Linked DNA regions of Homo sapiens: regions 2 and 3 are each linked to region 1. Evidence: chromatin contacts called from ENCODE Hi-C or POLR2A ChIA-PET data. All regions are on one chromosome and are shown on one strand. Each heading gives the region's core, a stretch centred on a gene start or an enhancer-like site at or near the end of the contact. The rest is flanking DNA. Distances are from core to core; before and after follow the strand shown. Region 1 holds the start of REEP3 (receptor accessory protein 3). Region 2 overlaps ZNF365 (zinc finger protein 365). Region 3 overlaps LINC02625 (long intergenic non-protein coding RNA 2625).

Evidence for each region. A loop is a pair of places that touch in the nucleus more often than their neighbours do. ChIA-PET counts read pairs that join two places held with the same protein, here RNA polymerase II (POLR2A). Pooled maps may share reads with other maps.
Region 2: a pooled map shows a loop between it and region 1 (6-fold over the local background). The contact joins the enhancer-like site here to the promoter of REEP3 in region 1. A Hi-C loop is called at or near these places in 4 of 50 pooled maps.
Region 3: a map of ascending aorta shows a loop between it and region 1 (4-fold over the local background). The contact joins the enhancer-like site here to the promoter of REEP3 in region 1. A Hi-C loop is called at or near these places in 1 of 168 maps with a recorded cell type or tissue (ascending aorta). POLR2A ChIA-PET finds 5 or more read pairs at or near these places in 1 of 52 experiments (BJ).

The regions. Positions count from the first base shown.
Region 1 is chr10:63,520,064-63,523,425 of GRCh38, forward strand. It overlaps REEP3 (receptor accessory protein 3), which reads left to right and starts at 1,338. Exons shown (of 8, transcript NM_001001330.3): 1 at 1,338-1,514. The coding sequence starts at 1,483. It also overlaps a transcript of JMJD1C not described here. RefSeq lists an enhancer at 534-583 and a silencer at 974-2,023.
Region 2 is chr10:62,383,266-62,386,337 of GRCh38, forward strand. All of the region lies in intron 2 of ZNF365 (zinc finger protein 365), which reads left to right. Among named protein-coding and RNA genes, the nearest start is that of ZNF365, 10 kb to the left of the region's middle. RefSeq lists an enhancer at 351-1,550. Within about 2 kb of position 1,671, at least 5 of the 41 ENCODE cell types and tissues checked have a DNase peak (open chromatin) inside an H3K27ac peak, as active enhancers do.
Region 3 is chr10:61,833,820-61,837,228 of GRCh38, forward strand. The region is part of intron 2 of LINC02625 (long intergenic non-protein coding RNA 2625); the gene reads right to left. Among named protein-coding and RNA genes, the nearest start is that of LINC02625, 32 kb to the right of the region's middle. Within about 2 kb of position 1,457, at least 11 of the 41 ENCODE cell types and tissues checked have a DNase peak (open chromatin) inside an H3K27ac peak, as active enhancers do.

The DNA.
Region 1 (3,362 bases), core at 88-2,587:
AAAAGAACCTAACCCAAGAGTAGAAAGTAGCTTCTGAGCTTGTTTCTTAAATAATGAAATATTACCCAATTTATTGACTGAGAACTGAAAATAATTTAGGATAATCTGTTGTGTCCTTTGATTGTCTTCCATGCAAGTCAGAGTATTTCCTAAACATATTATTTAGCAGTGCCTCATATCACCCTTGAAAGGCAAGAGACAGACTACAGTATTATTACCCCCTTTTTATCACAGGGAAACTGAGGAACAAGAAGACAAAATTACAGTATGGTCACAAAAGCCATCATATTTTCTAGGACTTTAATTAAAGGCTCCAAGCCTACATTTCATCTTTTATTCTTCGCACCATCTGAATACTAGAATTATCTTTTACTATCGTCTTAACTGGAAAAAATAAAAATATCTAAACTTTAACATCATTTTCTCAATTTGGTACTGTCACAAAAAAAAAAAAAAAACAGTTTTAAAAGTCTGCCCTTGAAATGATATTTGCAAGAACAGCAAGGTGTAAGCAGTAACCCAACCTCCAAAAAATACAGTTGTAAATCTTACAGCTGTAATATAGTTGTAAATCTTAAGACAGGTCAGGAATCCTAGACCCAGCCTTTACTTTGAACATCTGGCAGGCCTCAGGGAAATAATGGAGATTCGTGTCTGTAAACAGTCTTTGCAGATGCTCTGATGAAAAGGTGCCCTAAGAGGCCCAGAACAGTGGTATCACTGCACCCACTACTGCAAACATGAAATCCTCCTCTGTCCCTCCCTGCATTGCACCACGAGACTCGTGGCACACACGGAGGCCTGTGCAAGAACCTCTCGACGATTCCTTTAAAATGTGGTAATATAAGGACGCCTTTGGTGCTGGGCCTCCGTAAACACTGAGGATACCGGATGTGGCCAGGCACACCTCAAAGTCTTGGCTCTCCAAAACCAGGGCCTGGTCGAGAGTTTTATTGGACACCGAGTTCCTGCGAATATCTCACTTTTCACACAGGCACTGCCAATCCCTACCCTCCAGTACCCTTCCTCAGCCTCCTGCCCCACTCTCGCCGCGAGTGTGGGCGTCCCAAAGAGCTAAGGAGGGTAAGGTTGGTTAGAGCGCAGGGGCCAAGGCCGCGGCAGCGAGGCCGTCCAGCGCGGGCTAGGATCCCGCCAGCCCAGCCCTGGAGCCCGGCCGCCTGGCCCCAGCCCTGGCCCGGGCCAACGCGCCGCCGCCACCGCCTATCAGCGGAGCGCAGGGGCGGGGTGCTGTCCGGACTAGGCTGCCGGGCCGGCGGGCGGGGGCGGGCGGGGACGGGCGGGGGACCGACCTCTGCGCAGCCCAGGCCGCCGCGCGCACACACCGGGCCCGGCTCCTGAGGGCGCCAGCGCGGCCCCGGGGAGCGCGAGGAGCCGGCGAAGCGCGCGGCCTGCCGTTGGCGGCCTGGTCCGCAGCGCCCTGCGCCCACCCGCCCCGGACGTGGGGCCCAAGCCCCCGTGAAGATGGTGTCCTGGATGATCTCCAGAGCCGTGGTGTAAGTGCCTCTCACTGCGCCCTGCAGCCGGCGCGAGGCCCAGGGGAGCTGTGGGAAGGGGAAGGAGCCGAGAGGAAAGGGAAGGCCTGGGCCTGGGCGGGGACGGGGTAGCCCGGCCTCGGGCCTGCCGAGGGTCTGGGGGAGCCCTCGGCTTCCTCACCTTGGTCCACGTCGCTGCGGAGCTCCCTGCGACGGCCGAGGGCCTAGCTGCGGCGACTGCGGCTGCGACGGCGGCGGCGGCTGTGGCGCTGCTCGGCTGCGTGCGGTGCGGCGCGGCGCCCCTGCTCCGGCGGCGCTGGGTGGGCAGGCGCTCAGGGCAGGCGGCGCGCGCTCCCCGCTCCTGCTCCCCGCGCAGCGCGGCACCGCCCTGCGGGCCCGGGAGCGGCGCGCCTCGCAGCTGCTCCCTGCGCAGGCTCCGCAGACGCCGAGCGCGGGAGGCTCCGCGATCCTCCCGAGGATGCGACGGCAGTGCCGAGCCTTTGTATCCCGCGGCTGATGCGTTGCGGTGTCTCTCTTGGCGGCTGATTGCCATTCGGTCACGTGTGGTAGGAGGAGAGATTTGTCTAAAAACCGGAGACCGCTCCCAGCCCAGGATCCCTGGGAAGGGTCCTAGTTTTCCCAAGATTTGCAGCTTACCGAGAAAGGTGACACCGGCTGCTCGCCCAGATCCCCGAATTCGGCCCTGTCTCGGCGGAAATATTTGCTAAGTGATTGAAAGGCTGCAGGTGCCTGTTGCCTTTGTTCAAATTATGGGTTCATTTCATTGTTCTCCTACCAACAAGTGCTACAGGTCTGTAAGAAAAAGAAATTCCTTGAGTTGGTGGTGTTAATCGTGTAAATGTATTTGAATACAGTTTAAACTGATTTTCTCTCATCTCCATTTTACCCCTCTCCCCGATTAAAAAAAAAGTCACCAAGTAAACAATGACGTAGTTACAGCTAGGGCCTATGAATTCATTATTCACCTCTGTAGTAGTGTTATCTCAGAAGGTTTCATAAAGGTATATGAAAAAATGTTTATGTGAGGGGGCAGGCTTCTCTGATAAGCTTTAGAATTTAGGAAAAATAACATTACCAGACTTTTTGTTAAAAGGAGCTAGATTTTCTGAGTTTGGGGTTTATTTTGTTTGGAAGTGAATTACTAGCCCTATTTAATCAGATTTGCAGCACAGCATTCAAAATTTTTCATTTGATTAAATCGCAAAGTTTCTAGTTTTAAAGCCTCAGAGCTTCCTGTGTTCCCCTGTACGAAACTAAAAATCAAGATATAAACAAAAGGATACCACAGATGCCTTCAGATTGTTTTTCAGCCTTTTCCTGGCCTCTCTTTTGAGTCTGTCATTTATCTAATTCAGGCATACCTTTCTTGACCTAGTAGATGTCTATCAACTGTTGTGTCCACACCTAGAAAATCAAGTGCCCTATTAAGAAGCTGTACTTTACAAAAAAAAAAAAAAAAGCCTCTGGATTTCTTTGACCAGTTCTTCAGCTGACAGAAAATTGTGAAGCACTTTTAGACTTTTGTTTTTCATAATTGCCAATGAATATGAATGTCTGTTCTAGGTGCTACCTATAACACAAAGGTCAGTAACACGTAGTTGATCATGGGAATTGACAGTTTGGGTGCACAGATATCTGCAGTACAGGTCCAAATGTCAACTCTTGTAAAAGTTACACCCACTCTAATACCCAGTGTTGGACAAGGAAGGGATATCTGGTTGGAGAATCAGAAAAGGCAAGGGAGATTACGTTTCAGATGGGCCTTAAAGAATAGGCCCAGTAGAGTGGCTCACACCTGTAATCCTAGCACTTTGGGAGGCCAAGGAGGGAAGATTGTTTGATCACAAG
Region 2 (3,072 bases), core at 421-2,920, 1.1 Mb before region 1:
TGGTCAAATGGGGAAATGGCACACTGGTTCATTGTGATGTGCATGGTGATAAGGTACAAACTTCTGTGGAAAACACAGTAGGCCATGTCATGTACACCTGGGCATGTGTCTGAGAATACTCCCTGGCAAGAGAGTCTGAGGTTAGAGGAATAGTTAATTGATAATTAATTGTGGGGGCTTGGGAAGAGGAGGAGGAATGACCCTGGCAGAGGGAACAGCATATCCAAAAGTAAGTGTGGCTCAGTGCAAAAATGAAGGAAGTTAAAATAGACATAAGAAATGGTTTGTTGATAGTAGATTATAATACATGATAGGATCAACGTGTTGTCACTCATTAAAATGCATAGTTCAATGCCTGTGCAAAATTGCAGTGAGCACCACAGTGCGTGAACGCATATTTCCATTACTCTCTGCACATGCTTCTAGGGTGTATTGGTCACATGATAGCATGTCTTTGATTTTTCTGAATTAACCTGTCTTTAACCCATCTCAGAAGAAGTAACTGAGAGGATTCCATCTGTAAAAAATGAAATAATATTATCTATTTTTCAGACCATATGGTCATCCTGTAAATTAATGAACGCATGTGTGAATGGATATAACTGAAGGTTTGGCTCTCTGGAAAGGGCTTTTTCCCTCATTGCTCCTCTTCTACTGTGTTGGTTTCTGGATACCTATCCATCTGACAGATTTCCAGATCTGGAAATCATTCTGCATAATAATGAGCTTCAAGGTCAGTTTCTTATATTGTACTGGTATTTTTTTTTTTAGTGTCAAATATTGCTTTAAATAAGCATGTTTTCTACTGAAGCCTAAAACCTCTGATTTAATAATATTTGGCCTTTTTTTTTTTTTTTAAATAAAGAAGAAGTCGAAGATGGGGCCGGAAGTGGCTTAGAACCAGTTAAATTTCCCCAACACTGGTCTGCACCCACACCCTGATTGAGTTTCACTCAGGTTGGCCCTTATCTTCTCATCTGGCCTTCCAGCTTTCACACTGTATTCTGAGTCACAGGGTTGAGAACCAGAAATAAAACCACACAAGTCTTCTACTGTTCTGTCCGATAGCATCATATTATTCTTCTTCTTAGTCACTTTTAACTAGCTTTGTAATTACGTGTTTATTTCGGTATTTCCTTCTTTCATTGTTTGACTCTCTCACTACATGTATCCATTATATGCTAACGTAAATAACATATTTTTATGAAAAATAACTGTTTTCCCAAAAATAATTTAGTGAAAAGAGCGGTATTGTTTTAAAAGTTTATGTGTGGCTTCATAGAAGGCAGCTGGACTTTGGTAGTTCCACATTCAGTCTGTTGCAAATTTGTTGTTTTGGTTGAAACAGATGAAGAAAATCTAGTCTCCCACAGATACATAGTAGGAAATGGAGGGGTATTTTAATAGCCTTCTCAGATAATCATGGATATTTTGCTTTGATGCTGTGCCAAATGTGACAGTTGGTAGTTTCTTAAAGAGTCATTGCAATGTGGGATCTGAAACCATATCAGTGAACATTTTGTACTTTCTTACGTTGAAATCTATTGGTCTGTCTTGCACTTTGAATGGATATTTTATTGTTTGGAGTGTAATTATGAAAGAGGTTACAAATGCAATGTGTTTAACCCCTTTTCTTTTCCATTCAGAAAAACCCCAAGATTCTTTGGGGAAATAAGAGGTGGTTCTGGATATTCATCCAGACTGAACAGGATGTGAATGAACGGTGGATCTGAGATGTACACACATGATATTCCACAATTAGTCACTTGGTTTTGATCCCTTTTTCATCTAACAAAGATACCCTACACAATCTCAGTATGATGAACTTCTCCAGTCTTTCTCTTGTGTTTAACCTGTCTTTTAAAACAAAATCATAGGATACCATCAAGCTTGTTTTAACTGTTTTTTTCCACCCTAGTTGATGTAATACATCTACAAACTGAAATTAGGTTAGCAGTTTGTGCCAGGTTGGTTGAAAAATACAGAAGGTATTAACTTCTCAGCTTCAGGGCACAAGATAATTGGTTGAGAGAAGTTAGAAAAAAGATCCTTCTTTTCTGTGACATGGCATAACATTCCAGGAGCGTATTAAAATTAATATTAAAAATTAATATCAGCATTAATATTAATTTTTAAAAGTTTCATGTAGAAACAGTGGCAAAATATGTGATTGAAAAATACAGCCACAATCATAAAAGGTGTTGCATTCAAATTTGTTCTCTTGCTTTTGTGATGCTAATCCCCTGAGATTAAGCCATCAAATGTTGCTGTCTTCGCATATGCTAGACTGTATAGCATGAAAGCCCTGGAATGGTAAATGTGCACAGAGATAAATGACAGGAAAAAAATATACTGGATATTGACAGTAGTTGCTTCTGAGTGGTGGGATTTTGGGTCATTTTTAGTTTCTTCCTTGTCCTTTATAAACATTAATTACAACAAATACTTATTCAATATTGTGTGTCAAACACAAATGTGTTGAGTGCTGGACTTAGAACAGAGAACAAAAGCTGATTCTGTCCCTGCCCAGTTGAATCCTCCAAAAGGTCAATTTTTATATTTTCCTTAATATATGTGAACCATTTCCATAATAAGATGTAGGAAATATTGACCGAAATGAATTTTTAAAAATGGTACTTTTTTTTTTAACTTTTGGTTGTTTGCCCTGTAAGTACAGTTTGGAGACAGTTGCATCATTCAGTTATCCTAAATATCTCCCAGGAAATCTCTACAACAGGCTTGTAGAAATTTGGATTCTCAGACTCCAAATGAATTGAAGCCTTAATGTTGGAAATAAGAAGTAGTAACCATTTTCCTGTGGTGTATTTCCAGAATACTCCATCCCAAAGGACCTAAACCATAAGCAAGAACCATGAAAGGGCTGGGGATGCATTCACATGGGCCCGCCACTCGTTTGCTGCTAGTTAAAGTTTGTGGCTCATGTAGGAAGCAGATCAAAGTGAATGACGGTAGAGCTTAAAAATTGGCTTGTGTTCATGGCCTGAATAATGAAGACCTTGAAAAGTACACATCTTCTATTGAGGGCTAATATGGAAACATCTGGAAATAAAC
Region 3 (3,409 bases), core at 207-2,706, 1.7 Mb before region 1:
GTTCCTTAATCTGTTACTCTAATTCCTTCCCTATAAGGAATATTGTAGATGCATGATCTACCTCAGAGAACTGTTTGATGATTAAGTGGCTTAATGTATATTCGACACTTATTGGGCATTAGATTTAAGACCGAAAGGTAAGTAAATTACCCCCAAGATTGCCCAGCTAGTTAAAAACAGAGCTGGGACTGGAACCCATATGTCTTAGCTTTCCCGTCTTCCAAAATAGTTGTTTGATGGCTGCTCAGAAACTGATGGAGAACAGAGTTTTCTTCTGCAAGGATACCAGCACAGCTTCAACAGTCACGTTTTTAGGGGCAAACATCTCTTTCCTCTTACAGGTGGCCTCTAAGCCCCAACCTCTTTACCTCCTTCTAGCTTCCAAATCTTCCAATCTTTGAATGTCTACTACTCAAAGCAATTTTTCCCAAAGTATATTCCTCAGAACATTCACTTAAACATCCAGCGTAATTTCTAGGTTTAAAAATAATGAGGATGACCAACTGACAGGATAAGAATTATGAAGGTAGTGTTTGAGTAACAGAATAAAATGTTTGGAATATTTCTCTAGGATAATAATGACATATTTTGTTTTTTAAAAATTGGCTTGGAGAATGTTTTTATTTTTTAAAAAATTATTCCTTAGCCAAATATATTTGAGAAATAAGACATCTCTTAGAAAGGGACTATGCAAATTAGCATATAGAGGTTACTAAGGAGTTTTGCATCTAGACACTTTTTAACCCAGCAGTTCCAGAGCATAATGAAATATGAAAACATTTCTCAGCACAATACTTATTACCATCCTTGGAATGCCACAAAACACATTTTAAGAAACACCAGAATTGATTTTTACCCCAGGCATCAAATGGAAGGGACATATGTTAACGCAAGCTCTATGAGAGCAGGTTTTTCTAGTTTTTTCACTGCTTAGGACAGTACCTGGCACACAGTAGAGATTAACTGATTATTTGTTGAAGAATATATGCTCATGGAAATAGCAACTTGGGATTTGGGACATCAGCCCCTGGTAGAGAAGAAGCCAGCACATTAGGTTGTGGGTCTCTGATCTGGTTGTTCTCAGCCAGAAGGTCCCCATGGAGTTGGCTATCCTAAAAGAAGAAGGCCCCCATCCACCCAGGAAGGGCTTCTTGCCAACCAAGATGGCAGGTCCCCACCAGAGTAGAACAGGCATGCAATACAGGCCACAGCTGCCTAATTCACTGGTATCAGTATTTCCACGGATGCCAGTCTTCATGACTTCCACACAAAAATCAGGTTCCCTTACAAATCTGAGTCAATAGGCTTTAAACTGAGCACTCATGAAAGAATAAACTCCACTCCCCTACTCACAGCCAGCCCTCTGGCCTTGTCTAGGCCACGGCCAGGAGCACTAGGGAGGGAAAAGGAAGGTAGCTTCAACTTTTCCTGGCAAAGTGGCCTTCCTTTTCAGAACCTGTAGCTCAGCTAAGTGGAGACACCTGGTGTTTGTTGTTGCAACTTCAAGAACAATACATTAAGACTCGGGGCAGAAAATCAGGCTTTTCATAAAAATTGTGTCATCAAAAAGACGGTTCAGGAAGAAAAAATGCAAATGGCAGCCCAACTCACCCCTACAAGACTTTTTCCCCCTCAATATTTCTACCATCTGAATAGCTTTTCTCCGTATTCCTGTATGTAAAACATGGGGGAAAAAAAACACAATAGCAAGGCACCTAAAATTTGTGAGAATCCAGAAAAGAGAAGAAATCATCTTTCCTGGTTGCTCCATTTTGTCAGGTGTTAAATCAGAGTGCTAACTTTTGTATAATAACTGTTTGCTAATACTTAATAAGTAGCCGGTGTAACACAGTTCCAAAAAATTTTTTTGTTGTTGTTAAGCCTATGCAAGGCCAAAGGAGTATTAAAGTTTCACTACGGAAGAAATATGGCCACTGCCAAGAACTGATTAGTCATAAAATCCGAGGCATTATCATCATCCATCATTGCCTTTCTTTTAATGACTGAACTAAAAAGAGAGACATCAAAGTTTTCAAAATAAGGTTATAAAAATGCTGTACGCAGATGAGGCCTCCAAATATTTTGATAGAACCTGAACAAAAAAAATATAGAAAAATCATTGAAACAAATCACAAAACATATGTTGTTATGTTTTGCTCTAAAAAGCATGAAGTTTATCCAGAACCCTATTATGGTAACTGCTTAGCTTTTCATGCATTCCTAAATTACCATGTAATCTAAAACGTTGTTTTCAGCTGCCCTGTATTGGAAAGTCCCTTAAAATAATCAGGATGATTACAGGCTAGTATTCAGAAAGAAACTTGCTTGTATTATTGTAAATGAAAGTATTATTTATCGGGCAGCCTCCTTTAAAGAAAAAAAAAAAACCCTATCTCAGAAGCACAGAAATACAATGTATTCAGGAAATACCTAAACCAAGGATTGCATTTTGGGCTCTCTACATTTTCAAACACATGGATAGTTGGTGTAAAAATATGTTCTTTTTCTGCAGGGACTTGACTGTAATTAGTGTGTGCCAAAACTCTCTCACAGAGATTTCATTGTCTTATCTACTTACATCATCTTAATGCGATTTTATTTTACTTTGTCAAAGTCATATTAATGTAAATGTGTTCTTGATAGCAAACAGAGTTCTTTTTTATGCAAAACAGGATTCAGCTGACTCTAATAAAACAGCTTGCAGTCTATTAGACTATAACAGTAATGTGCTTATTTTGTTTCTCAAATCAAGACTGTGTCAGAAAGCTATAGATGGAGATTTGTCTTGTTTTTCACAATAATTGCTAGGGTGGGGTTACATTATGATCTTTAAATGAATAGTATCGCTTAGAACAAACACTTCATATATCTTTTATCTTCCCCGGCATACAGTTCTGAGTTTTCTTTGAAAATGCTGCGCTACTTTTCCACATAAGTCATCAGAATGTTTCCAAAGAATTTTAACTGCCAGATTAATTATATCTTGCAAACAAAGATAGATTGCTTACATTCTTTATTCAGAATTCCTGCCAGTGTGGAGCAACTGGCAACAAATTAATTTCTTTTGCAACCATGCAAAATGTTTTGCTATGAAAAGCTCTGGAAGGTAAATGGATCCTTTTAAAAAAAAAAAAAATCAGGTTGCTCATTCTGAAAGGCTAATCTGTAAGCAAAGAACACAGGATTAAATGAATTTGACTACTCCCCCCCACCCCGCCCTCTTTTTTTAGCATCTATGTTATAACCCTCCCATAATGTATTCAGTTAATTAAGTATTGCTGTGACCTGGTGGCAATTTTTGAAATCCAGGGAATTTTTCCCCCTTTAAATTCTGCCTCCCCCACAGAGCAGAATATAATCTGTTTCCAGTCAGTCTGTTTATTTCAGCTGTGCTTCTACTACAAGCCTC